Linked DNA regions of Mus musculus: regions 1, 2, 4, 5, 6 and 7 are each linked to region 3. Evidence: chromatin loops called from intact Hi-C (ENCODE). Cell type or tissue: left cerebral cortex. All regions are shown on one strand.

Region 1 (4,000 bases), 140 kb before region 3:
GGAGCATGCGAAAGGCCGGGTTGGCTACACTTTTTCTAGGTGTTTAATAAATTAAATGATTTTGAATTGTATTCCCAACTTGTGACGAGTTTACCAAGATGAAAGCCAATCACAAGTTGAGGACTTTATTCATTTACAGATATATAAAGTAATGGAAGTATGTATGTATTGGGTAGATTTTTCTAACCATTCTATTGAAAGAAACAAAAACATAATTAAGTTCCTTCAGTAGATATGCACACTCTTATAGACTTACTCTGCTTTGGTGGTTCCTGTTGCAAATGTGTGTCTTCTCACTGATCCTCAAACTGGGAGACCTATTCTATTTATATAATGTCTATATCTCTGAGTGGATACAATCTGCTATCAGGTTGTTCTCTCCTTTTTTCTATCTCCTCTTCTCTTGTCTTCCTTTATTCCTGCCCATAAACATTTAACATTTAAATATATGTCTATATAAATTGTAAAATACACAAAACCATGACTTTTCCTCAAGTTTATATTGACATGGACAGTCTGAAACTACTACCATGAAGATATTAAAGTGAAAAATAGAAGGACCTTTCTCTTTAACTAAGGTGTGTCAAAGACTCAAGACTTTCTCCTATTCAGCCAGGCCTGGTGCCACACACCTGCAATCTCAGCACTTAAGTGGCAGAGGTAGGTGGACCTCTGTGAGTTCAAGGCCAGCCTGGTCTGCAAAGCAAGTTGCAGAGCAGCCACGGCTATTACATAGAGTTAAACCTTGTCTCAAAAAAAAAAAAAAAATCTCATTGTTGTGATCGTAGTATAGCGTGGCTTCAGAAAGACCACACCAGGCCAAACAGTTCCACATGAGGTTTATTGAGAGAGAGAAGTGCAAGATGGCAGTGAAAAGAGAACGGGGGTGGGGGGGAGAGAGAGAGAGAAGAGGGATCTTCATTTCATATATGGATAGTGATGAAGCCACAGGTAAAGGAGGGAGGTGAGCCAAGCGGATTATGGGGATATGATGGCTGTTGCCTTGGAAACAGGTGTGCAGGTCGCATTGTTGCCTAGGTGTTATGTCACTAGTGGGGGGTCGGAGATCCTATACCAACACTCATACTCATCTGTACATAAGTTATCACTAGACATTGCTATATTTAGATTGTGTGCATGTATAGGTGTGCCCATACATATGCATAAAACTTCATGTAAGACTTTATGCAGGTCAGTGCTCTTCCCAAATTACAAAGACACATAATACTAAAGACTCCTAAATAATCTCAAAAAGCCAAGGAATATCCGAAGGAAGAGCTGGCTCTCAGTGTCATGTGTGCCTGTTCATCTGTTCATCTGTAAAATGAGAAACTGCATGGGAAACACAGCACACTGCAGGCGCTCAATGAATTCTCATGAGATCATTTAAATATCCATTTACACTGATCCCTGTATAAAGAGGGAGCACGCAGTTCATTTCCATCTGAGCTCAAGGCTTCAACAGACATAAAAGAAGAACTGAAAGGGGGAAGCATCTTGACCTTCACAGACTCCAACAAGCATCGAGGTAAGCAGTGACCAAAAAACAAAAACAGACGCCTCTAAAAGGGTTGCAGCATCCCTATGTTGTTGTGTTTTCTTCCTCTTTTCTGAAGTACTAGGCAGGATCTTGCAGAGAAGGCAAAACAAATCTTTGTAATTCTCACCTGCCTGCCACCGGACTATTTTGTCAGTCAGCTTTATTCCAAAGACACCTCAATTCCACTCCCCACCCCCCAAAAGGAGAAAAATCAGAGCAGCCAAAGGAGGTGATCAACAAGAAGCCAGAGACACAAAGTCACTGGAGGAGAGAGAACAGAAATGAGAGCTGTGCAGAACCAGAACCGAGGTGGACAAAACTGGAGGATCTTGCAGTGATCAGATGGGCACTTCAGCAGCACTTGCCAAGAATAACCAATAAAGCAACCTGCCAGGCAGGGGCAACCCAGGAAAACAAAGGCTGATTCATTCACACCTCCACAGGTAGAAAAGGAGCCAGGAATCTCACCCATTTTTACCTAAGGAACAAACCGGTTTTTAAATTAGAAGAACCACACAGTGCAGTCTCCACTAAATGCTACTTTATGAGACTACACAACAGAGCAGTGACTGTGTATTTTCCTTTTTTATTTTCAGAAAATCCCCTCTTCAAAGCTTGTGAAAAAAAAAAAAAACAACACTGGGATTAGAAGATTAAGAAATACAAAAGATGTCTTTGTTGCCTGGCATACTGTTTATACCCAGATATCATGAAGCTTTGCATTCAAAACCCAGTTGTAATGAAGGGCCACAGCAGAATGGGTACAGTGAATGCGGCCACCCTGAATGTTGGTAGATTATTATACAAGGGGCAGTTATCCCACTGAGAGGGCTGGCAGCTTGACAGAGGACCAACAAACGAATAAACTGAAAAGCGTAATGAGTCCAGTTTTACCCTCCCACCTCCCAGCCCTGACACTGAAGCAAACAAGCCCCCTTAATAACCTGGCCCTTCACTCGGCCTAAGGGGGCGGAAGGATAACCAGCCTTCGTGGGGCGCTACTCCTGGAAGAATGGGAATATGAGAGCCAGAGCTGCACAGTTTCGCAAGTACTCCGTGACCACGTGAACAATCCCCACAACACGGGCAGGCAGGCGCCCATTTCCTGCCTTCACTGGGTGTGAGTAACACAAAAACCATTGCTCAGAACCAACTCTTGTTTGAGAAAGAAAAACATCCATTCATTCATTCTCTGACAAAACCAAAGAACTTCGGGGATGGGGCGGTTACTAAAGTTGTTTACATCCTACTATCAGTTTGAAAACCTTGCTATGTCCAGTTTGTGTAATCCTTCCCCTATCTGAATATTACTGAATTGTTTGGAAACTCTTTTTCTATATCTGGTATTGAGAACCGAAATACCCAAAGGACTAAAGCTACACCCAACGTTGAGGATTCTACAAGTCTGACAGAGAATGAGAACTTCTTAGGCCAAAAAAGCAAGCCAACACCAACAATAACAAAAGAACTGTGCTGGCCAGGTGAGGTGCAGGGACCACCCATTCTCCCAAGTACAGGAACCTGTGCGGGGCGGGGCCAAATCCATCCTCCTTCGAGGAGAACTTCTGAACTGTGGAGTGCTTTACAGTTGAAATGATACAGATTCCTAGCCGAATTATCATCGTGTATTTTTAGTCCCCTTAAAGCGATGCATTGTCAACCTCAAGTAAAATAGTGTAATGTGCTAACCAGTTGGTATACAACTACCTTCCAGCAAAGCTAATAATATCATTGGATAATATATGCAATTTTTAATGGGGATTTCATCCCTTTGCTATAGGCTGCCTACATAATCTTTTGATCTATGTCTCTGAAAGAAAAAAAAATCAGCATTGAGTCTTTGTTCTGGGTTTATAAAAAATTTTATAAAACTTTCAGAATAGCAATGATATTGATAAATAAAAGGTAACCAAAACAACAACAACAAACTAGTCAAGAGGTTATAATATTAATCCTGGATGGAGAGCGATCATTCCAGTTGCACCAAGTCAATCATCAGGCCAAAGGACCACCACTTTAAGGTTGGTTCACCTTAAGCCTTACTAATAAAGATGGGCAGAACTACCAGCCCTTTGATAAGTTTCCCATCCCAGAAGTCTTAGCCTTAGCACAGTAGTTTACAAGGGCACAACCACTCAAAGTCATGTCTGCCCACGTCTGTAAATTATTCAATAACACATAAATCCTCCTTTTCCTCTTGCTCTCGCTTTTCTAAGTATGCTTTCCTAAGCACTTTGGGTTTGCCCAATGCTTGGGGCTTTCTCTTTCTTTCTTTCTTTCTTTCTTTCTTTCTTTCTTTCTTTCTTTCTTTCTTTCTTTCTTTCTTCCTTCCTTCCTTCCTTCCTTCCTTTCTTTCTTTCTTTCTCTCCTTTTTTATTAGATATTTTCTTTATATACATTTCAAAAGCTATCCTGAAAGTTCCCTATACCCTCCCTCCTCCCTGCTCCCCTCCCCACCCA
Region 2 (4,000 bases), 65 kb before region 3:
AACACATAAAGCAAAACTTCATGAAACACATACTGGATTCAATGTTATTGAATATACATGGGCATAAGTGTAGAAAGGAAAACAAGAAGAGGAGAATGTGAATTTTCATCTTACGCACTGAGGATCCTTCAGAATACATGCATCTCAAAGGCCCTTTTTTTATTACATCTTTCCAAGTGTGTAATTACTCTGAACAAAATCTAAATCTAGATTTGGGTTCTTTACTACATTTGGCTATCTGTGATTCTGACTGTAGGGACCGTAGTTTAATAAAAGGTTAATTAACGCAGCTGTGGCCTACATGGAACATTTTCTAGGCTAAGATGATCTCAGTTCAGCTCCCTGAGAAAAAAAAAATCAGTTGACTGGAATTCTTGGCTTCCTCCCAGACAGTTTCTTGAAAAGGTTACCGGCTTAATTGAATGAAAGCGGAGTCTGCAACCATCAACAATTATCTATAGAGCAAGACTTGTTATTAGGCTGAATAAAATCAAAGGTAGAACCCAACCACAATTATGTATGGAGAAGTTTAGTTTTTAATACTGGCTAGATTAAGAGCATCTGCCACAACTGTGAAAATTTCCTAAAAGTCTAGTTTGTTTTTTTTTTCTTCCTGGCATAAAGGCACTGCACAAACATTTGTGTATGTGAACCATCTACTAAAAATGACTTCTATTTATTTAGAAACTGTCACGATTAAGTAATTAACTGGGAAGAAAGGAGAAAACCTACATGAAACTGACATTGTGTGTTTTATCCACAGCAATGAAGCCAATACCTACACTGTCTGCTCCTGCTTCTCCCCTTCTTTATAGGTGTACTGCTTGCTGTCCCATTACCTACAACTACTTGGTTCTTCCCAGAAACTCTTTCTGTTCCTTTGGAAACCAAATGGCTACAATTTTCATGCAGAAAATGTGAAATGACTAGTGTGTTAGTCACAATGGCATGTCATAGGCAGTGTCAGTACACAACATATAAGTAAGGCTTTTTGTTGAAACCACAGAAAGTGTCGACCATGATGCTGAAATGAATAGGACTTAGAAGCATAGATGATTTTCCAATTATACTGGACTTTGTTGTTTCAAAATGTTTTCCCAAGTATGCTTTATTAAAGACAACTACTCTATAACTCGAGTGTAATTATTAAAAGAATTAAGTCCCAATTGCTGGGTCTCTCAATTTTGATAGCAGCCCAAGATTTCGAATGCTCCATTATATTTAAACATTTCTTAAAACTGTATCTGAGTAAATTAGATTTATCTTCACAGCAATGCACAATTTTTAAAAGACATTTCTTGTAATTGATTTTCAGCAGATTTTTTTTAAAGTTAACAAAAGCTATACATACATCAAGGGCATAAATATATAAGCCAAAACAGGCAAGAGGTTTTGATTCCCTGGTGAAATGGTAGAAACGTATAGTTTAAAATGAAAGCAGAGGAAGAAAATCAAAGTCTTCCACTCTATTTTCCCTACTAGAGGTAAATCTCTTACCTGGTCATCATTGAGTAAGTGTGACTCTGCACAGGTCAGAGCCCCAGAATTCGGAAGATGAGGGTAAGAAGCCAGTCATTTGGCTGCTCTCCCATGTGAGCTTAGTTTAGCATAGGCCCGAACAAGGGTGATGACTAATGCACTGTTCAGGGAACGTAAAAGTAAATGTCTTCCATTAAAAAAAAAAAAATGGCTGCACTAGGGAATAACAGGGTAGTGAGTTTCGTACTTGTTCCCAATAAGACTAAAACATTCATGAGATAAAAATAGGATTTACTGAGAAACAGATTTCTAGTGAAGAAATTCAGACACTGAGCATAGTGGATTTCACACAAAATACATTAAGACATACAAACTGCATGATAGATGTACTATATATGCATAATGTATAAGAAAGAAAATTGTAATGCTGTAGCCAAAGACAACCAGTCATATGCCATGTGTGACAGTGATTAAAAATGGCTTTAGCTGTTGTATATTAAATATAACCTTCCTAGGTAACTCTTAACTCCTGAGTACCACTCTCAACAGAGGATGATGCTGAAAGACAAACTTCTAAAGATGCCATTCCAAGCCCTTTTCTGGTCTTTGTTTTACCAAGTTAGTGTGATATTTCGCTAACATCTCGAGCATCACTTGAAGTCTGATATCTAGCCTGGATGAACTTGGCTGCTTGAAAGAACAGTATTATTATTATTTTTTTTTTATCTTAAGCTTTGGATTTTCACATGCGTTCCCCTTTGCCTGAAGTACTTTGTTTTATTCTTTGGCAAACAGTACAGCTTTTAGAGCTTATTATAAATATTAATTCTGATGAAAGGATATATTGTCTTTTCCCCCTTTCTGTAGGTTAAGATGTCCTTGCAAATAGAATACGGTAACAACATGCTGTGTGTTGTATTTGATCATAATTCCTTAATCATTTTTCTTTCCTTCAGAATCAAAATACATACACACAACCAATTTCAAAATATTAATAGTTTGAGTCCTTAAACCACCTTAGTAAATCAATGCCTTATTTACTTTTCACTTAAATATGCATAAAGATATGGTTTAATTGTTTAATATTAGAAATCTCCTAAAAAGTTATGAGTTCAGGTCAATCAAATATGGATGTGGCTAAGTATACACTGGGTAAGTCATTCTACCACACACTTTTAGTGCAATTTTTTAAAACTTTGTTTACCCACTCTGATGTTCACATATATGGATATAAAAATAAAGTAACATGAAATAGCTTTTCCAAAGTCAGAAAGACACAAAGTTTCCAAGGTAATATTCAATGCCACACTGTGTACTGCCACACTCTGTTCTCCCAACTAGACTCTACTTCAAACACAAACTACAGTTTTTAATCTCAATATGTTATTATGTATGAACACATAAATTAATAAGTGCCCACTAAAAAAGAGAATGGTGATTTACATAATTTCTGCATTTTAAAAATATCTTGATTAAATGTTTTAGTACAGGGCAACAAAGTATGCAGAGTTCATTTTACACATTCTTTTTTTTTTATCTCTCACTCACATAAATTCACCAAAGCACCATGGTTCAGATACTCTGCAATCCTTTTGTATCATTAGTAGTTTTTTTATTCAACAATCCATCTTAAACTATCTAGAATATACTGCTCTCTGCTGCTTGTTCACCATATATGGTAAGGAAAATGGTATGGTTATCATATATTTTGACATAATCATAAATGTCTCATAGATGCAAGTAAAATCTGAAGTTCCATTTTTACACTTCTTTGCAAGTCTCTGAAGCCTCTAGTAGATCAAATATTTATTCAAATGTTTCCTAAATTGAGTCATAAAGTAATGATTTTTGAAACTATAGGAAATGGAAATCTAATATGTCACACAGCTGTGCCTGGGAAGCCTACTTGAGTCTGCTTTGATTTGCATCACTGAATAATAGAATTTCCAACCAAATGTAGTATCTTAGCATATGAACAAGTTCAAAAAAGAAAGAAAGAAAGAAAGAAAGAAAGAAAGAAAGAAAGAAAGAAAGAAAGAAAGAAAGAAAGAAAGAAAGAACAGGTCTTAGGGAAAGATGCAAAGCAAACATTCCCGACTTCCTCATTTCAGGAGGCATTTTCTGGAGATTTCAGAATTGAACATGAAACTGTCTCTCAGCCCAATGGGGTTTCAAGCCACACAAATACCGTGAAGACAATGCAGAACACTAGCCAGAGGGAAAGTATGCTCTGTTTAGTTTGCTTGGAACCAGGAAGAAGTCTAACCAATTCTGAACAGTTAACGATTTTCTTTCTTTACACTATCATGCCATTCATTTTGATTTCTGAAAAGATGTTACACCAGCGAGAAGATACGGGTGCTGGAAGTTACTGGCATATATATACAGCATGAGCCAGTTTGAAGATAAACCCAACTGATAGAAGATGTGTAATTAGCTGTATTAATACAATACAAAGACTAATTAATCTATGGTTTACAGTTTGGGGAAATGGATAAAATAATGTACATTTTAAGGTTCA
Region 3 (4,000 bases):
CGCTGCAGCCGGTGGACCCAAGCGGGAGCTATTAACATGCGGCAGTCATAACCAGAGCTGCTTTCCCTCCTCCTGCAGCCGCCGCCGCCGCCGCCGCCGCAAGAAAAGCAGCTGCTGAGGAGACCAAAAATCTTCCACCATCCCCCCCCCCGCAGCCGATCTTTATATCCAGTTCTCCCACCCCACCCCCCTTCTCTTTCTTTTTCTTCTTCTTCCTCGTCCTCCCCTTTCCGCCTCCGAGCGAGAGGGAGGGGATAGGTAGGGGCAGCGGCGAGGACCAGTAGTGGCTTCTCCGCCCAGTCCTCCTCGCCGTCCTCCTCCTGCTGCCCCCGAGGTGCTCCGGCAGCAGAGGGTCCGCTCTGCCGCCCGCAACCCGCTCCGAGAGCCCAGGCGCGAGCCGCGCAAACTCCTTGCCGGGTGCACGGCGTGGACGCGCGGGCAGAGCGGGCGCCGGGTCGCCGAGGGTTGCGTGCCTGCCGCGGGGGGCGAGCCCCGAGCTCCGGTGGTCGCCTATCAGCTCGCCGGCCAGGCCGGGTAGCTTCGGGCATGCGGGAGCTTCATCGCCCGGCCCGGGGTCTGAGCCGATGCCGTCACCGCCAACCTCCTCCTCGGCCGCCGGCTTCGGTCCTCTTTTTTTTTTTTTTTTAATTTTATTTAATTTTATTTTTTTCTCTTCTGGACTCCCCACCGGAGCCACTGAGGCTCGGGGCGCCCTCCAGACACGCACACGCTCTTCCCCTCGCGCGCACACACAGGGGCGAGCTCCTGCCCCAGCACACCGTGCAGCCCGCGCGCGCACACCCGGAGGGAGAAGACTGAGGCCAACGAAATAAATAAATAAATAAAAGAGAGAGCGAGAAGAAAGAAAGGGGAGGGGGGGGGGCGAGTCACAGGCGGTGGCGGCGGCAGCAGCAGCAGTAGCAGCTGCGGGAGCGGAGGCAGCGCGCAGTCCGCGAGATGCCAGCAGCGGCGGCGGCGGCAGCGGTGGCGGCGTCGCCCTCCTGGCCCGGCCGTGCCATCTGCATCCCCGCTCCTGGGAACTGGAGCGAGCGCTGCGGGCCGAGCGGGCGGAGGGGGCGGTCGCGCCCGCAGACAGGCAGCGTGAGCGCAGCGGCCAACGCAGCCGAGGCCCGAGTGAGCCTCTGGCGGGGTGACGGGGCGAGAGAGCTCCCAGGACCAGGGAGGGGGGCTCCAAGGCCGGGAAAGGGGCGGCCGGCAAAACCCGGATCTGGAGTCCGCGAGGGCTCCGCGGGCGCGGGCTCCACCTAGCCGCTCCGCAGAATCTTGGAGGTGGGAACCGTGGGGCGGCTAAGGGAGGCTTCCCTTGCAGGGTTTGTCAGACAAAGGGTATCTCTCTCCTGGATAGGAGCATCTCTCTCTCTCTCTCTCTCTCTCTCTCTCTCTCTCTCTCTCTCTCTCTCTCTCTCTCTCTCTCTCTCTTCTCTGCTCTCCATTTCCACTCATCTCTAGCCCCCCCCCCTCTCTCCACTCAATCTCTTCACTCTCCCTTCCTCCCTCCCGTTCTCCTCCTCCCCCACTCTTCTGCTCTAGGTGAATGAGGTACCAGGCTGGGAGTTCTGCCAGTGTCTTTTTTTTTTTTTTCAGGTGCAGATTACTCCACGTGTTCTTTATGCGGGTGCTGACTTCTAAAGCATTGCCTGCTTTGAGTCCATTTTATGTTTCTTGAAACTTACCTCAATGTACAAGTTCATTGCAAAATTGAAAGCACACCTTTCTACGAAAAGATAGGACCTAGAGACTCAATGATTTTGATTTCACTACAATAAAAATTACCATGAAGGATATAGAAAACTGTCTTGGTTCTATCTCCATGCCTTCTGCTGTGATAAAGTTTGCCCACGTGACCTTCATCAACTAATTGTACCTCTTTGGGATGCTTTTGTAAATGAAATTGTTAAAAAATGTCTTTCTTTCTTCCTTCCTTCCTCCCCCCCTCCCCCCCCCCGCTTCTCTCCTATAACATTTTATCGCTTCAAGGACTGTGGATGTAGTTTCTATATAAGCATAGTCTAGTGACTAGGATTTATTGTATGAAACCAACAGGTACATCACATTCCTATTCAGGTCTCCCAAGTTGAATGAGGCTGTATAGTGAGGCAGTATAGTGTCATAATGATCTCCTGGCCTGTGGGAATTTGCAAGTTGGAAACTACAACCCCAGCAGATCTGTAAAGCTAACCATCATCGTAATTATCTGATCATCCCTGACACAAGAATGAATTTCTTTCATTCTTCAAAGCTCAACTCACATGCCAGATTTTCTTTTTTTTCTTTTTATTTTTTTATTACGTATTTTCCTCAATTACATTTCCAATGCTATCCCAAAAGTCCCCCCTACCCTCCCCCCCCACCAGATTTTCTAAAGAACCCCTTTCTTAGCTATCCCAAGGTGAGAAAAAGCCTTTGTAACATATGGTATATGCTACACACACCATAGCCATTATCTTCTCTGCTACAGTTTGGATCCTAAGTATCCACCAAAGGACTTTATGTTAAAGGCTGGTCTCCAGCTACTGATGATTTTGTGGGGTAGTAGAATTTTTAAGAGGTTGGCTTGCTCTAAGGATGTTAGAACCTTGAAGATGGAACCTTGTAGAGGATCCAGGGACCTTCCCACCAAGTACCCTGTATCCCAGTCACGGAGGTGAACAGCTTTGTTTTGTTATACAATCAGAGGTATTGTTTTGTATCGTAAATATCAAAACAACAAAGACAATTAGGCTTAGACTGAGGCCTCCAAAACTGTAAGCCAAAATGAACGTTCCCTCCCATGAGGTTACTTTTATAGGCATGCTGTCATGGGGAACGAAAATGTGACTAAGCAGCTAACTAGCTCACACAGCACTGTGATGGTACCTCTACCACAATGCCTATGTTGTCCTGCTTATTTTGGTCTCTTTTCAAATAATTAGCTGCATGTCACTATATCTTCTCAGATTATAAGAGCTCTCTTAAAGGTAAGTTCCAAGCTATATTGGGAAAGAATATACTATATATTATATGCTCTTTGTGTATCTAGTAATTCATTTGGGAGTGGGGGAAATAGAAAGTCAAAGAGATTTAATGGCTGAGTTCTGACCAAGTAGATTTTCATAGGCTCAAGTATGGCTGCTTTTATTCCCTTAATACAGGACATTTATAAGCGCCCTTGGATACGTAAATACAAATTGACATCTGGACTCACTTGTGACTTAAACAAGGGCTTCACCAAGACTAGACTAGCAAACTGTGACAAGAGACTCTTAGTTGTAAAGGAAGCAAGATGGAAACAACTCAGTTCCTATTTACCATATGCTTAGTGAATTTATTTAGAAAAATAATAGAATATTTTTAAGTGTATAAGGTATGAAGTAAATCAAAGATATTACATACTATTAGTGATGGCAGCAGGAAGACAAATATAAATAATTTATAGCTATAGCTAAGGAGTCTATAAGTAAAAATGTTACTTATAGACTCCTTAGCTAGCCAATGTGGACATGGACCAAAAATAAAGAATTTCAAAGATCCTACTTAGTGATGGGGGAAAAGGTAATAAAAACAGCTTATTTTTTTTTAAACACAGTGCAAGTAGGAGTATTGATTGCATGTGTAGTTTAGCTGTGTGTCAAATTACACTGTTTCCAGAAGTTATCCATATTTTAAACTCAACCTCTGTATTTTCAAGTCACTTTTGATATGATGAGCATAGTCTTCTACGTTTGATTAAACCTCTCTCTCCAGGTAGTAAATCTGTGATTCTTGCTGATATATTCTCAGGTGAGTCCTCTATGAGAGCAAAGTAAGTTCTGTGCATTTTCATCTACCCAATTATACTGGACTTCTTCATGTTAGAGAAAAGACAAAAGCAGATTACTTAAAGCACAGACCCTCGATACAAAGTAGCTCCAGGAATACTTGGATGGTGTTTTGGGGTTGTTTACTCCAGGATACTAGAAAGAGTTGGCACACCTGATATTTAATCTGAGGCAAATCAATA
Region 4 (4,000 bases), 500 kb before region 3:
TTATCCTATGTAACAACAGTTAAGTTGTTCTCAGAAATGGTTTACATACTTAATATTCCAATTATAAATGTATAAGCATCCCACATTCTGTCATGTTTCATATTATTAATCTCTGGAGGCTAGTTCAATCAACCTTCAGATGTAATATTTTAACAATGAAATATATATGGTAGCTCATTACTCCTTAAGGAAACAGACCTCATTCATTCAATGTTCCATTTGTTCATCAAAGGGAAAGCACACTTATTTCCTTTGTATTTCTCTCTTTTTTTATCTCTTTTCTTCATCCTAACTTTCATCATTTTGCCAATGCTGCCCAAAGATAATGAGCATGAGAATATAGGTAGCATCATGTGTGGTTTCAGAAAATGGAGAGAACCAGCTAAGGAGATTTAAAGGCAGCAACGATCTAGTTCTCCAATCTCCAAAGTCCTTACAATTGCTCCAAATCTCTGCAAAGTTTCCAACTAATCCTTCTAATCCTCCAGTAATTAAATCTGCATCTTCAAGTATTTCCAAGAAGTTACCACACCAAGGTACCCCATCGCAGAGACCACACTATCGGATTCTCATTTAGGCTGTGTGCTGTGGATAATTTCTTGAGATGGAAATATGAAAGTATCACATGTTTAGAATTCCAAATTTAGCTTCTTTGGTTCACATCTACGTTTATAAACTGAGTTTCTGGGGACTGCTGACTTTCTAGGATTTTAAGGATAAGGTATGCGAAAACTAGCACAGTTGGGTTGGTGGGTGTTCTAAAACACTAGACAAGTTTGCTGGTCTTCACTCTACATTAAGTTTGGCACAGATTTTCTCACTCTGTTCACTTTGACTTCACCCCTTCCTTTCACCTTGCATCTTCCTATGACTTCTTCATTATTCTAAAGCATGGGGACAACATGACAAAGCTAAGCTTGCCAGAGTGACAAGGACTGTAAATACAGCTATTTTCTTACATTTACATGTGGATAAGATGTTTCTCTGCATCATCATCATCATCATTATCTTATAGAGACTTTTTTTTTAATGTGCGTACAATGTCACTCCCTTTAGACTCACCAGAAGAGGGCATCAGATCCCATTACAGATGGTTGTGAGTCACAATGTGGTTGCTGGGGATTGAACTCAGGACCTGTGGAAGAGCAGTCAATGCTCTTACCTATTGGGCAATCTCTCCAGCCCCTAAAATTATTTTTAAAGGCTTGAGTTTTACAGCTAAAAAAAAATTAACTCATGAAGTACACTGTGCAGAAAAAGAAGTACAAAATAATTTTGATTTGTATCTTCAGCAATAGTTATAGATTCATAGGATATGTGAATCTGTACTGTTGTATAAAGATCATGAAGAGACACCCAGCTCTTCCAAAGCAAATGTACAGAAATGCTCTCCATTTGCTTTCGGAGGGATCTAATAAAATAACAAGCCACAGCCTATACAAACAGACATTAATATAGATTTTTAATCTATCATTTATGTATCTTGAGTTACATCATTTATCAAAATTATTGGAGCCTTTTGATTTCTTGTGGAATAGACTTCTACTGAGAAAGAAGTAGATTTGTACTTAAAACCCATGCTTGTGAGCTGTTATCTATGGTACTTGGCCACTACTTCAAAGGTTTAAAATCAGACATTAAACACGTAGCTATTTTAGCAGCTAATATAATTTCAGCTGAATCTCTTTTCTCTGTCCTAGTATGGACTGAAGGATAGGAGTCCAACTGAAGCAGCCTCCCCACCCCCATATTCAATAATAACATTCTTGCTACTGTTGCCAAACATTCCAGGAGGGCTCCTAAGGAGCTGCAGAATTATTTCAGTTCCACCTGTCTGCCCTCTGGTGGACATGCTAACGAGCAGTGCAACAGCCTCTCAAGACAGCTGGAGAGCGTGAGAATCCTCATTCACAAAGACATCATCTTCATATGCCCCTGAATGTTAAGTGCAGAAATAATTTTGATTATCTTCTAATAGGTATTCATTTATTAGCGGCATCGCTTTGTAGGGAAAAAAAAAGAAAGAAACCCTGTATCTATGACCCCTTTTTCTATCACTAGCACATCTACTAGGAAGGTCATTCGGATGTCAGATTCTTAAGAAACACTGGGCTCAGCTGTACAAAAGGAGGGTCGGTTTTGCTTTGAACAGGACTGTAGTTTTTATATTCAGAGGCTGAAGAGTAGATGATGTCATTCTGGAAATCTTAACCCTTAGTAAGATGAGAGAAAAATACAGGAGAGGTTAAAAAAAAATGTGGGAGAAAATTAATTCGTTTGACTTGGAGTTGGGAGATTTTGTTAAGTTCTCCCTGTGCTTCCTGGAAACAGCAGCATCAGCAGTGTCAATCAGCAGCAGCTGTCCCCACAAGCAAAGAAGAAGCACGGGAAGAATGGGAGGGAGCTCTCCCACACAGCGAAACAGCTGAGGAACAAAAACTCCAGCTGGGACCAAGATTAGCAACAAGTGGTGAAACGGTTGTTTCTGTTTTGCAAATTTCACTCAGCTACAAAGATGGAGGCAAACCAAACTTTGGAAACAGCAAGGGATCTCAAGTGGAGCCCAGTAGTGACTGTAACCTGCCATCCCATGAGCAGCCTGACTTAAGATATCAGTCCTTTCCCACTGTTTCCCCATCTCAGGAGCACCACCTATAAGTTAGCCATTCAACAAGCAGATTCAGCAAACTAACAAACAAGTGGCGTTTTCAAAATGTTCAGGATTCTCTGGCCAGCATTCACAATTGCTCAGCTGTCAAGGTAAAGGGCTCAAATATATGATGTGAAAATTACATTTTAACGAGGTGTCATGTGTGCTTAAAGTTCTTATTCATCACTACATAGCCAGAACTTCTGCAGGAGACAGGAATGCACTAATTAGCATATTATAAGGACAGGAGGTTCACCTAATCTGCATTGTTCAACTGTTGTGCACAGGCTGTGTGCTGTTGTTTAGATCCTGCTCCCTTCAAGCAAGTAGAGGAGCTCTTCATTTGCATAATCTAAATGGGTCTCTGAGAAAATGCAGATTGTATTTGGGAAGGAGGAGGAAGAAGAGAAGGGGGAGGAGAGGAGGGGGGAGGGTGATCTGGCCCGCAGCATCTGTCTTCAGCATTCTTTCCACAGCACATATTGTCCCATGCCTTTGTCACGCATGTTCCACAAGTAGACTTGTATATTGTAGCCATATTAAGTTTACGAAAATTTGAAGACAGGATTCTCTGCCTATTCCTATAACAAACTTGACTTTACTTCTGTGGGAAACTATTGTAAATTTGACAAGGGTTGCCCTACATTTTTATTTGGATAGTTTAGGAGGAAGCTGTTTGAGGCAAAGCAAATATCTTACTCCTCACTCCATTTCATTAATAAATATTGATTTTAGCACGAAATGGGTTGGGAAGAAAAACAGCAGAGACAGAGGGGAAAGGAGGAGAGGAGAGGGAAAGAGAGAAAGAGAGAGAGAAAAAGAACAGTGACCAAAAGTCAGCGACCTAAGACCCAAGACCAAAGACAAAACTCAAGTCTGGTAGGACATGTCATAGTTTAAGAAATATGATTCCCATATGAGCATCACTCAAGTCATCCATGAAATAATCAAGTGTTCTTGAAGATGGCTAATGTACAAGGTAGAAATATAGATATGTAAGGTAATGATGGATGTACACCACACATTGGTTTGATCTGATAGGATGTTGACACCATTAAAAATAGATTGTGAAGAAAATTCTAGATTTAATAGTCACAGATCTGCTACTCTGGGTAGATGGAATAGTTCTAGATCTGGCTCTCTGGACATTCACACCTACTTTAAACTCTACAGTGGCTGCTTATAAGTGTTTTTTTTTTTTTTTTTTTTTTTTTTAAACAGGTTACCACACACTGAACATCTGATTTTCACACAAAATGCATTTTTCAGTCGAGGACAACCTCCATCCTGGTGTAAACATAAGACAGTTTTCACTTTCTTTAAGTTGAAGGAATCCTCACAACTTGTCAA
Region 5 (4,000 bases), 250 kb before region 3:
CCCTGCCCTCAGGACTGAAGCAGACAAGCAACTATCACAACAACCCATTAGTAATCTCAGATCTTGTCAGGTCTAATCATTTTAGGAGTCAGTAAATAAATCACTCTAAGAAATGGCGCCCAACTTCACACATACTGTGGTGGCCTTTCCAAGAGGAAGCAGGAAATCTGAAGTGCCAGCCCAGGTCTCATTCTGGAAAGCACACTGAATCTAACAGTCACCAAGAACATGAAATAAGTCAAAAGGGATTAGAAATGTAAATGGAAAGCCCATTAATTTAATTAAATTCCCATTATTTAACAGTATGTAATTTGCATTTTAACAGAGTTTTGCAGACTAAGCCTCCTGCAGAACATCGCTGCTCCATGATCAAGGCTGAGAGTTGGGCTTGTAAGACTGCAGCCAAAGAAGATAGGAGCTAACACACACAATTCTCCTACTTTAAAACGCTACCCATTCTTTCTCACACATGAAAAGGCAGATGATGTAACAAAAGCACGCTGTATTAGAATACTTGCTAATCAATTTTGCATAACTTTCAAGTTAAGCACCCTGAGTCCCAAGGGCAAGCCCTTAATCGCCACAACACAATCTTATGAGTTAAATTTCAAAAATACTAATGACTTAATCTGGAAAAATAATAGTAAATTTGTTAGTAATTAGATGACTGAATCATACATTTCAAATCAGAGTATAGTAAGAGACTATTAAATGAAAAAATGATAATAGAAATAGCCAGTCATATTCTGAAAATAATATTTGATGGCATCAAATACGCTTCTTAATTCAGACAGAAACTATTCACAGTATAGGTTAGAATCATAGAGTAGCTACGGAATGTAACATCAGAATTTAGTACAACTATTTTTCTCCTTTCCATTTCCCCAAATGAGAATATAAATTCAAGGATTTCTGTTTTGTTCTCTCTGGGGGTTTCAATGTCTGCCACAATGTTAACTTTTAGTAAGCTTGCTTAAGGAATGGATCATTTATTAAGGGTGCTTCCAGTCCAGCCTCCAGAGGTGCCAAGGCTTTTGTTGTAAATTTACCTTTCTTAGTTGGCGGTTCTTCGTCTATGACTCACGTCTTAACAAAAAATATCTTCAACTTTGAAGATATTTCAGATGTGTGATTTAGCCTGCCTTTTCATATTTAATAACAATGCTTTGATGCTGTTCCCACCAATGTCTGCACTTCTTCCTCATTCCTGTGATTGCCTCTACACTGCAGGAATCGTGTAGTTTGAAGAACTTGCCTCTTTGAAGTGTTTCAGTTTCTTTACACTCCATAAATTTAGGTACCAAAGCAAAACCAAGTATCAGTTTAGTTTAAGATGATGAAATTGGTCTGTGTCTCATTGCGGTGGTTGTTCAGTTTATTTTAACTGACAGAAAGAAATATATAGCATAGACTCCATGATGAAATCTTGCATTTATAATCTGTAAAATACACAGCCCATGATGAAGGTGTTGGAAGTAAACAAATAGACTATTTATAATTTTCTGGGAGTGGATTTAGAACTAAAGAAACTTCAAAGAAAGACCCTCCTGTTACTTACAATGTAAAGGGACTCAAGAAAGAAAAAGCCATTTCCAATTCCATATTTGCAACTATTCAGTTCATATTATAAAAATTTTTTTGCATATGATGTTCATATAAGCAAATGCTAACCCCTCTGAGTTTGTTATGTATTATGTATGTGTATGTATAAAAGCAAAAAGCTTAAATATACATAAAGAGAGAGAGAGAGAATGGACAATAAACTATCTCCATGCATAGTCATACACCAACATAAATCTATGTGCAAAATCAGGGATTCTAAGACTCAGAAATGGCCCAGTTTTGCAATTTTTGATTTAGTTACGTTAACTCCCAGGTTCTTCACACTCCAGTTCACTGCAATAATGCATTACACTTCTCTTCCAAAAAGTCATATTTGCATAGAGCTTTACCGTTTGTTTTTTTTAAAAATAAGGCTAGTCTCGGTTTAAGTAATTTTAAAGTGCAAATGTCTGTGTCTTGCTTTAAGTTACTTTAGTTCTCTCCTTCTTCTTAAAGAAGTATAAATGAAAGCAACTCAAGCAAAACCATCAGGGAACAGGAGCACTTCCCCTTAAAGGTCTTTCATCCTCATCTCTGCCCCAACTCACAAAGCAGGACAGGTTCCCTTACACTTACTACTCTATGTGCTGTTTCAATCTGATTCTACTCAAAGTTACATGAAAGCCACAGTTCCTGCGTAGGCAGGCAATGATAGCACAAGGACTTAGCACTTTATAAGACTGAGCTCATTTAACGTTTAGCACTTTAGAAGGGAGTTCTCATTATGCCTAACCTGCAAAGGGAAACTGAGGACAAGACAGTGGGAGTCATGAGCCCAAGGCCACTCACCAGGAGGAATCACACTACAAGTTGGGTTGCTTAGAATTTAAGCGAGAGCACTTTGACAAGTCATGAAGGCTCAAATTTAGCAACAGATTGTGGGCATGCCATATTCGTCCGAACTATGCCAACAGTGCTAGTGGAATGAAGCAAACACATGATCAGACTTCTGTGTTTTATGCCTTAAACCTCTTTTCAGAGTTGACCAGATGCTCTGGGTGATTTTAAACACACTGCAAGGATCAGTTAAAGGAAGCTCACACTTTCCCAACACAAGTTCAACAAAGAACAACAGTTTGCCTTCCTGTTTAGAAACCAAAGAAAACTGAGACCATATCTGCAAGATCTGGAACATCACCATGAATGTAACAGTTCAGGTCAGGTTCTCTGGGCAACAGATGCCTCTGAAGATATTGAAGATACTTTCTGCTTGAGGGAGGCAGGGTGCCGGGGTGCAGGGGGTGCGGGGGGAGGGGTGTTAAGGCAAAACACCAGGGGGTCCTAGAGAAGTGCAACTGGGCAGGTGGTAGGGCTGAACATGGATTAAAACCCAAGGCTGAGGCCTAAGTGGATGAGGGTGGAGTGGGGGACAGGTTGTCCTTTTTTTCTTTTGATGAAGCAAACAGGGGATTTGGGCGTTTCTAATAGTGATGCTAATTAGAGCAAAGCCCCTCCTTCAAGCAAGCCCCCAATGTCCTTCACTGAGAAAGTCTCACTCAAATTCAGCTGAGAAGGGAAAAAAGCCAAATTGTGGACAGCTGGTAAAGCTAGACTCAAGGAGGCACTGGACCCCGGAAAGAGGATCCCTCATAACCTCTTCTTTGTCGTGTGTTAGCGGAAAACAAGGGCTTTGAAAATGTCCTACAGTCACAGTTCCGTACCACTAACGTAAGTCTATTGTAGCAAAAAAATTCTGTTTCCTCTTCCGGAGGTCTGCCTTTGAGTCTGGCTTCCTGAGACTTCTGGAGAGTTGACCTCTCTTTCTTACTCCACTGAACTTTAAGACGCTGTGGTGGTCAGACTAGGAGATGTATTGACTTTAGCCAGAAATGCAAATGTGGAAGGAAAGTTGGGTCTGGGAGTTAATTGCCTTTGGCCATGCAGATGTATAAAGCAAACTCACTACATCTGCTGTCCTTTCTTGTAGCACAGAATCGTCTGATTACAATGGACTTCTGTTCAATTTGAACTTCTGTTTGTATTAAAAATATTACTCACCTTTCTGCCATGCACCCTGACAGATTGAGGATTTTTTCTTTTTGCATATTAGATAAATAAGTGTTTTGTTTACTCTGTTGGTGATATCTAAGCCAGACTGTTCATTATCTAGAAATTGTTGCTTCTATGAACGCTCAAAACCGTTATCGCACAGCGTTAGAGATAATTTTTATTACCCTTAATTTCACAAAATATCCAGCTCACCATTCACATACAGACTACATTCCCACCCCCTTTTGCCATTAGAATAGTTTATATTTTAAGTCCTTAAGCCCTCTACATGTTATCTAGTATGTGGTGTGGACGAAGGTGCATTTGTATTAAAAAGGGCTAACATCCTCTCAGGATTGGTTCTCAAATGTTCCAAGCTTTTTCCTAAATAATGTATTCATTGATTTTA
Region 6 (4,000 bases), 230 kb after region 3:
TGTATTATGAGACACCTTTGATGTTGCTGGTGACTAGATAATGAGTTTGGCTTCTTTTTATATTATTCTTCAATACTGATTCAATTGTGCAGACTGCCTTCCAGGAAACTCAATGTGGAGCCCTAATTCCTGAATTACGGTCTTCCTTTAATTAGGAGTGAGTTGTATTGAGGTCTAAGATGTGCATTACTATTATAAGGGTTTTTTTTCCCATGTGATGGTTAATCTACATTGGTAATAGAATTTGGAATTATTTAGGAGACATGCCTTTGAGGCTTTTCTAGAGAGGTTTAACATATTTGGGAAGACCAATACCATCCTATAAGCTAGTTTATAAGATTTAAATAAAAGGCAAAAAAAAAAAAAAAAAGGAGGAAGACAGAAGATCACCAGTATCCATTTCTCTCAGCAAGACTGTGAGTGGCATGTGACTAGATCTTTCATGGTCCCACACCAAACTTTCCACATCATGCTGGAATGTATATTCAATCCATAAGGCAAAACACAAGTTTGTTCTCCTTCCTTAAGTTTCTCTTTTATAGGTGTTTTCTTTCAGACATGGGAGAAATAACCAATACAGAACGGGAAACAATGATATGGATAGTCTATGATGTAAGTTGGCAGTTATCCATAGAACACCAGTCTCTATGTTGTAGGTATGTTCCCATCTTCTCTTCCCTTTCCATCCTCATATATACTTCAATTAGATTAAACACAACTTAATTTTCATTGAACATCTTCTATGTTAGAAATGGAATGCAAATAAAAATATTCATTTCTCTGTAAGGAAAAGAATCTGCAGTGAAGTTGTAGAAACAGATGATCTAACTAGAATTTTAGAATTTGGAATACATACACAGGGTTGTACATTGATAGTACTACAAAAATAATTGAAGCTAAACTTGTGTTCCAGTGAGTCGCAGCCGGTCATACAGACATTCTCTCTAAAATGAAACTCTCCTTCCAGAAGGATGGGAAATAGTTTTTTAATCAACTGGTTCAGGGAGCTTAGAAGGTGCAAAGATTCCTAAGTTCCCTCCTACATTTATGTAAGCAGGATCATCCTCTGAGGAAAGTGGATTCTGGTTTACTCAGCAGCCTGAAATTCGTTCAGCAAGATTTATACAGGCATCTTGAGCGACGTCACTAGATTGAGGAAGAGTTTTTGGTGATGCAGGCATTTCTGCCACTGATGCTTCGATGACTAATTCTGATAAACTCCTTTGTTCAGTGACCTAGATTTGCATCGACTTGTTTCTTTGGTCTTCATTGTCGGTGCCTTATGTAGGCTGAATATCCATTGGCTCCTATCTCCCTAGAAAAAAAGCCTCACACAACACAGGGCCCAAATAATGCATGTATTTATGGAAAATTAATTGGCCACAGTTAATGTGGAATAAATTGACTAACAAATTATCAGAGAAATGGTGTTAGTGGGAAGGTGATAATTAAGGAGTATATTATCAATTACCTGAACTTTCATTTTATATTTTCTGATTTTAAGGTGAAATTTTAAACCTTTAAGATTAACATGACTTTATATTGAATTCTGAATTCATCCCCATCGACTTTATTTTTATTTTCCTAAGATCCTTTTTTTTTTTTTTTTTTTTTCCACACCATGGGAAAACAATGTGCTGACTTTAAATTAGAAAGTTTACTTTCATTTCTTGGTAGTGATAGAAATGCAGTGTTTCTAGTTTCTTGGAAATTGATGCCTCCTGTGCTACTATGTCTACCTTTGATTTCTATTTGTCTGTGAAGATGATATTAGAAGGGAGTGCCTGGATTTTTCAATGAGTGGCCTCACATTTAATTCTAGGTATAGTGGGAATGAATTTTGTCCCACTGAAGCACATGTAATGTGTTGCTACTTGTTAGGTACACATTCGACTCATCCTTAACTCATACCCGATATGTGTTCCAGACACATCATGCTAGCCTCCTACTGTTCTTCTTCCCACAAACACAAAATGAACTCCACATGGTACAACACCCACCACTCCTTAGGCCCGCAGGATCACTGCAATATACTTCTACAAAGATATGCAGGAAAGAACACACACAGCTCTCCCACACAGCTTGGAACCATCATGCAGAATAAGCCGGATCTATTCTGGTTTCATGTTCCTGTTTTTCAAAGGTGAGTGGGCAGACACAGAACTGCTGTTGCTGCTGTGACAATCTTGTGGTCATAAAGAATCCTTAAAGTTACCCAGAGATGGTAATGAATTCTCATTCTTAGTTGATAAAGACTGATTCACCCCTGGTTTTACAGAGCATCTAGACCATTTGGCACCACAATCGGCAGTGAATTCCTTTATGTAAAAGGACCCAATCTAGCTGGTTGAGAAAAGTCAACTTTTGCATTTCAAATGCCAAAAGTCTTTATAGCTGCCAGCATTTAAGTCCCAATTAAAAACAAAATGAAAGCAAGACAATAAGTTGGGTCTCATCCAAGTCAGTATACTTCACAGATAATAGCTCTGAAACAAGGAGGTGATTGTTAAACTTGGGAGTGGGAAGATGTCCTTCAGGCATTCAGGTTTATACAGGCTGCCTAGTTTTCTGCGTTCATACATATTGTATCTTTTGTAGCCATAAACCTAGATCCAAGCAAACTGGATTCTTATCTCAAAGCTGTAATTTACTGACTGCTTGTGTGAGCTTGGACAAAGCCTGATATTTCCAGGTCGCCATTTTTTTATGACCAAAACTGGGCATCCATATCATTATAGTGTGTTATGTATATATTATAAGTCAGCAGCAAAGCATATGCTCACATACATATTTATTAGAAGCATTTCTTGAGATAAGTTAGGGATGGGTGTGTAGGGAGCTGTAACATTCATGGAACATCTAATTATACTTAGCTAACCTTCAATACTGTCACAGTGGTATGTTTTGTTTTTCACCTGTTATTAGCAAAAGTAGAAGTTGGAATGGGAATATATTATGAACATCTCCAAACTAAGTGGCATAGCTAAAAGCTATATAGTGAGTAGTGTATGTAATGATATAGTAAAATCCTCAATCGCTTAATGGAATAAAACTAATCTGAATTTTCAAGAATTACAATTCTTGGGAAAGATCATATATATATGAAATCTGATTTTAATAGTTTTATGCAATAAAGATATTGCACTCTATTTTATAAAATGATCTGTATTTGGCTTAATGTAATTTGAAATAAAGGTATTACATCCTCCCTGAAAAATAATCTATATTTGGCTTAATGTAATTTGAGTTAATTTTTGGTTTAAATAGGTACATTAAATAAAAGAGCAGTGGATATTTTTATGTACATATTTGGTCTTACATCTCTGACTAGCTTTCTTTAACAACTTTATTCTGCTATAGGGTGAGAACTTTAAATCTTTCTTCATATTAGAAAACTAATTTTTGAAAATATCATGTGTGAACATTTTATAGGAGTATAATTATATCTGCCTCTAGCCTCTATTCTGTCATCAAATATTCTCATCCTGAGAGATATTTGTGAGTGTGATTAGTAATAAATATGTTTTCTTGTTTCAATTTTCATTTATGTAAGCTCAGTGAAGCTGAACATCTATCTGGGTTCTATCCAGTTTTATATTTAATTACTTAAATGGAAATCTATTTGTGCTAGGTGAAGTGAGAATCTATTTGCATTTATACCTATTGCTATTGAAAAATTTCATCATAATTTGTTTTTCAGTATCATTTCTTTGACCATTTTTGATGCCCATTCATAATGATGTCTGTTCATTACCAACAGTCATGGACCCTTCTCTATTATCAGTGTCTAGAGTGTAAATTATGGGAGATTAAGGCACGGGGGCAGGATAAGTATGTCAGAGTCAGTGACTTGTAACCTAAGTACCTTCAGTTCAGGAGCAGCCAGAGTGAACTTAGTGAACTCTAGAGGGACAAGCATGGTTCTGTGTGAGACATGGGTGTGTGTGGGTGTGTGGGTGTGTGGGCAGGTATGGATAGTACAGTATGTAACTAAATCATA
Region 7 (4,000 bases), 260 kb before region 3:
GATTCCGTGCAGTTGCTGGAACAATCTTGGCAACCATTAGAGTGGGAGTTAAGAAGCCATGGAGATGAATTAGTCCAGTAGCCTAATGTCAACAATGAAGTTTTTACTTTGTTCCATTTCCACTTATGCTGAAGCACCTGTTGCAATATATACTGTGATACATTCAAGGGCTGCTGTTCTAAGGTGATTCATTACAATAAGGACGTGCCTGTTAAAACATCATACATTGCATACAAGTGAAGGAAAACAGAGTATATATAAATGTGTCAGAACTGAAGTTCATATATGTTACATGAGTTAATGTAAAACTAGTGCACATGGGGCATAGCACAGACCTATGAATATCTAGAATTTACAAAAAAGTAAAATATTATGATGATGGAAAAAGGCAATAAAAGGGCAAATAATTTGATATCATTTGGTTTCTTGCATTTAAGTGCTAAGCTAGACTAGATCTTTGTTAAATCTGGACATATCTGATGCTCATGTAGAATTGTGTTCAACCTGTCAGAGCATTTAGATAAAGGCCAAACATGAAATATAGTGAAAAAACCTCATTACCGAGAAGTAAAACCTATGTGGTTATCATTACATTGATTTCCCAAGATGGGTACTGGGTTTAATAAAATCTGCATATTCTGTTTGCACTATTAAAAAATTCTGCACTTATAAATGTTTCCATATTTAATTAGAAACATCAAAGTATCTTTTGTTCTTCAAGAATAGGAGTTTAGTTCTATTTTATTATCTGTGCTTGTTGTTGAAATTGTGCATTTCTAAAATTACAAATCAAATGTCACAGAAATGAATATTGTCGATGGACACATCAGCAAGTTATCAGGGTTCTATAATTGTAATTAAGCTATAATATATTTTCATTTAATTAAAAAGTATTTGCCATGGAGTGACCAAATTTAGATATAGTCAAACATATAAATCATCCAGAAATAAATTTTTCATGAATATCAAAATACTTAGGTAGGTCTAAGTTAAAGCGTGGCATTTAGCTCACCACGAGTCAATGCCTGTAAATGGGTAAGCTTTATTGACTGCTCCGGAAGCTTCCTTGTAATGCAGTAGTACAAAATAAGCTACTTCTACATTCCAGTTCTAAAATTCTTAGTAGGAATTGCCTGCAATTTTGTTCTTGGGATAAAATTGTTAACTGCTCGAAATGGAACTTAAACAAAGAGACTTCCAGCAACTTAACGGTTGGTTTCAAAGCTGGAGTTCACATATTATACACAGTAGATGGCACGCTAAAATCAATGTATTTATAAAATTTCACCAGAATCAATTAAAATTAGAGCATTTGAGTTCATGAAAAGCAAGAGCATTGTTGATCAACAAAGATTCTTCCAGATTATACCATATATCTTATTTGGATTTTAGGAATATTGGTAATAATTTAATCTTCACAGCATACACAGTAGGTTTGTGTGTTTACGCTTTTTTTAAAGATTTATTTATTTATTTTATGTATGTGAGTACACTGTAGCTGTCTTCAGACACACCACAAGAGGGCGTCAGATCACATTACAGTTAATCATGAAGCATAGCAGCCATGAAAAGCTTAAACCCAGGCAAAGCGATACATCCCTTGAATCCCAGGAAACAGAGGCAAGCAAATCTCAGAGTTCAAGGCCAGCCTGGGACAGAGCAAGTTCCAAATAAAGAACAGCACATGTCCACATATGGTGGCACATAACTTTAACCTGGACCACACCTTCCTAAGGACAATGGAAGCAGGGAGGGTTCATTCTTCTCCTGATTGTCCTTTTTTGCCAGCACATTTGTTGGAACCTACTGCCTCAGGATTCCAACTTATACAGAAGATCAGCTGGAACGCCCAGCCTCACGGAGCTGAGTAACTACTAGATTCTTGACTTCAAATTACAGCTGCCCATTGTTGGGTTAACTGGACCTCAGACTGTAAGTCATTCCAACAATTTCCCTTAATGTATAGAGACATTCCGTGAGTTCTGTGACTCTAGGCAACCCTGACTAATACAGTTAGGAACTATATCAAGCATGAGAATTCTTCATATTATTGTTTATAATACAAAATCAGTATCCCGAATAGAGGGGAGAAGGCAAGTTAGTGCTATTCTCAAGTACTTAAGAGCTCTCTTAAGAGCTCATTAAGCTTTGACATAAATGAGCAACAGATTGAAATAAAAACCATGTAAAAATTTAAGCACAGTTGCATACTTCCTGAAATCTTGCAGTCCATATATAACCCTACACATCTCACAAGTGACATTTTTCAAAACACAGAGAGAGAGAGACAGACAGACAGACAGAGACAGAGAGACAGAGAGAGAGAGAGAGAGAGAGAGAGAGAGAGAGAGAGAGAGAGAGAGAACCAAGGAGCTCATGGATCATTACCAGACAAGACATGCTAGGAGGGAACTGTTTGATTTTTAAATTATTTTCTCAACTTGTATATAATAATATTTCCCCAAAGAGTCATTTGTTTAAAATATGCACAGGAAGTCACTGTTCATTTATTCAATAAATATTTATTGAGTCTCTACTTTGCACAAGTTATGAAGTCTGAGGACACAGTAGGAGCAAAACAGGAAATACCTCTGATCTGATGCAACCTAAAGTCTCATAAGGATGTATAATTTTCCAAACGACCCAACGCCCACTGTTTTATTATAAAGCAGCATGAACAGAACAATGTAAAATACATTCCCACCCCCATTATTTATGTCCCCATGCTCTGCTAAACAAGACAAACTAGTACTTTAGTAAATGAATCTGTACTGGGATTTATCTTGGTAGCCATAATATATTGAGACAAATGGATAGAACTATTAAAATACTATGTTTTCCAATAATAAAAGAATATAGTATGATGAACTATTTTTGTAGTAATTTTAGGAGCAATAACTTTTTTCTGTCACGTAGTATCTAATGTATGGACTAATATAGAAATATAACTCAAGTGGGGATATTCAATGGGAATTATTTTAAATGCTATTATCAGCTTTAAAGCACTTTGAGGTCTTCTCATTTGCAAATGAGTTTACTCATTTTTATTGTATTGTGTTCATGTAACACATGTGTTTATCCCACCTATATTCACATATATTCTTTTACATTCCAAGTGCTAGTCTTAGAATCTAGGACAAATTATAAGATAAATGATACTAGGCTTATCTCAGAATAGATTATATCTTTATGATTGTATTTCAATCACCTTAAACATAATTCTATATGCTACATTAAACATGAAACCACTTGGTTCATTATAAAATTGCATAGCTAACCATAACTTATGAAGTTAAAATCTCTTAGAACTATTTCAATAAATCACTGAAATGTTCTTAATACACTAAAGAAACTTGTTATCGGCAAAATATTTAAGGTTAGAAAAATATGTTGGAGGTCTTTGCATAGTGTTGTAATTTTGTTTTGTTCATGTTTATAAAGAAAAGTCTATGGACATCATGTAAGATATTTAAAGTACAATGTGACATTAAGATTTTGAGCTGTACTCAGAGATGTCTCAGTGGATAAAGGCACTTGGCACTAAACCTGACAATTCCCAGGTCAGTCCTCAGGACACACAGTAAAAGTAGAGAACAAACTCCTCAATTTTTCCTGACTATCTTGTAGAGCCAATGCCATTACTGGTCTGATTCACAGGGTGTAGGCATTTCCTATGACTGCATACAATCATGACAATAATGGACAAAAATAACAATATTTTTAATGTACTTTAAATTAATTTTCTAAATGTAGTCTCATCAGGATTTCAATGATGAACCTCAATTAAAAAGATTCCATTATAAAGTAGAACACTTTCGAAGACCTACAAATCTTTTTATCCAGTTTGAGATAGAGAACTTATAGGCATCCCAGAACCATTGCAATAATCTGTTGACTAGCCTTTCTACATCACTGCCGAAAGCATTTACAAATTACTCATGATAAATGTAAGTGGATCTTGAGTCATGGAACGTAATGAACTGAGGAATGCACTTTATAG

Evidence for each region. A loop is a pair of places that touch in the nucleus more often than their neighbours do. Peaks named below come from ENCODE experiments on the same cell type or tissue, not always from the same donor. Only the 100,000 strongest peaks of a DNase experiment are listed, where the experiment ranks them.
Region 1: a loop joins it to region 3, with 3 times the contacts of the local background. A loop is called at or near these places in 6 of 42 quality-filtered maps.
Region 2: it touches region 3 in a loop (2.5-fold over the local background); 2 of 42 quality-filtered maps call a loop at or near these places.
Region 4: it touches region 3 in a loop (2.7-fold over the local background); 5 of 42 quality-filtered maps call a loop at or near these places.
Region 5: it touches region 3 in a loop (4-fold over the local background); 5 of 42 quality-filtered maps call a loop at or near these places.
Region 6: a loop joins it to region 3, with 5 times the contacts of the local background. A loop is called at or near these places in 3 of 42 quality-filtered maps.
Region 7: it touches region 3 in a loop (3-fold over the local background); 5 of 42 quality-filtered maps call a loop at or near these places.

Annotation. Positions count from the first base shown.
Region 1 is chr5:81,154,439-81,158,438 of GRCm38, reverse strand. All of the region lies in intron 2 of Adgrl3 (adhesion G protein-coupled receptor L3), which reads right to left. Among named protein-coding and RNA genes, the nearest start is that of Adgrl3, 140 kb to the right of the region's middle. In left cerebral cortex, no CTCF peak of the experiment used is centred here; DNase peaks (open chromatin) are centred at 1,948 and 2,391; H3K4me3 peaks cover 484 bases; H3K27ac peaks cover 684 bases.
Region 2 is chr5:81,081,753-81,085,752 of GRCm38, reverse strand. The region is part of intron 2 of Adgrl3 (adhesion G protein-coupled receptor L3); the gene reads right to left. Among named protein-coding and RNA genes, the nearest start is that of Adgrl3, 63 kb to the right of the region's middle. In left cerebral cortex, no CTCF peak of the experiment used is centred here; a DNase peak (open chromatin) is centred at 1,933.
Region 3 is chr5:81,016,891-81,020,890 of GRCm38, reverse strand. Adgrl3 (adhesion G protein-coupled receptor L3) reads right to left here and starts at 139. Exons shown (of 27, transcript NM_001359828.1): 1 at 1-139. In left cerebral cortex, no CTCF peak of the experiment used is centred here; DNase peaks (open chromatin) are centred at 111, 1,136 and 1,551; H3K4me3 peaks cover 1,416 bases; H3K27ac peaks cover 1,381 bases.
Region 4 is chr5:81,518,006-81,522,005 of GRCm38, reverse strand. All of the region lies in intron 9 of Adgrl3 (adhesion G protein-coupled receptor L3), which reads right to left. Among named protein-coding and RNA genes, the nearest start is that of Adgrl3, 500 kb to the right of the region's middle. In left cerebral cortex, a CTCF peak has its summit at 1,854 (motif pointing left); DNase peaks (open chromatin) are centred at 1,831, 2,408 and 3,067; H3K4me3 peaks cover 583 bases.
Region 5 is chr5:81,268,406-81,272,405 of GRCm38, reverse strand. The region is part of intron 3 of Adgrl3 (adhesion G protein-coupled receptor L3); the gene reads right to left. Among named protein-coding and RNA genes, the nearest start is that of Adgrl3, 250 kb to the right of the region's middle. In left cerebral cortex, no CTCF peak of the experiment used is centred here; a DNase peak (open chromatin) is centred at 2,495.
Region 6 is chr5:80,782,165-80,786,164 of GRCm38, reverse strand. No RefSeq gene overlaps it. Among named protein-coding and RNA genes, the nearest start is that of Gm22974, 110 kb to the left of the region's middle. In left cerebral cortex, no CTCF peak of the experiment used is centred here; DNase peaks (open chromatin) are centred at 1,113 and 2,039; H3K27ac peaks cover 796 bases.
Region 7 is chr5:81,278,013-81,282,012 of GRCm38, reverse strand. All of the region lies in intron 3 of Adgrl3 (adhesion G protein-coupled receptor L3), which reads right to left. Among named protein-coding and RNA genes, the nearest start is that of Adgrl3, 260 kb to the right of the region's middle. In left cerebral cortex, a CTCF peak has its summit at 1,510 (motif pointing right); no DNase peak of the experiment used is centred here.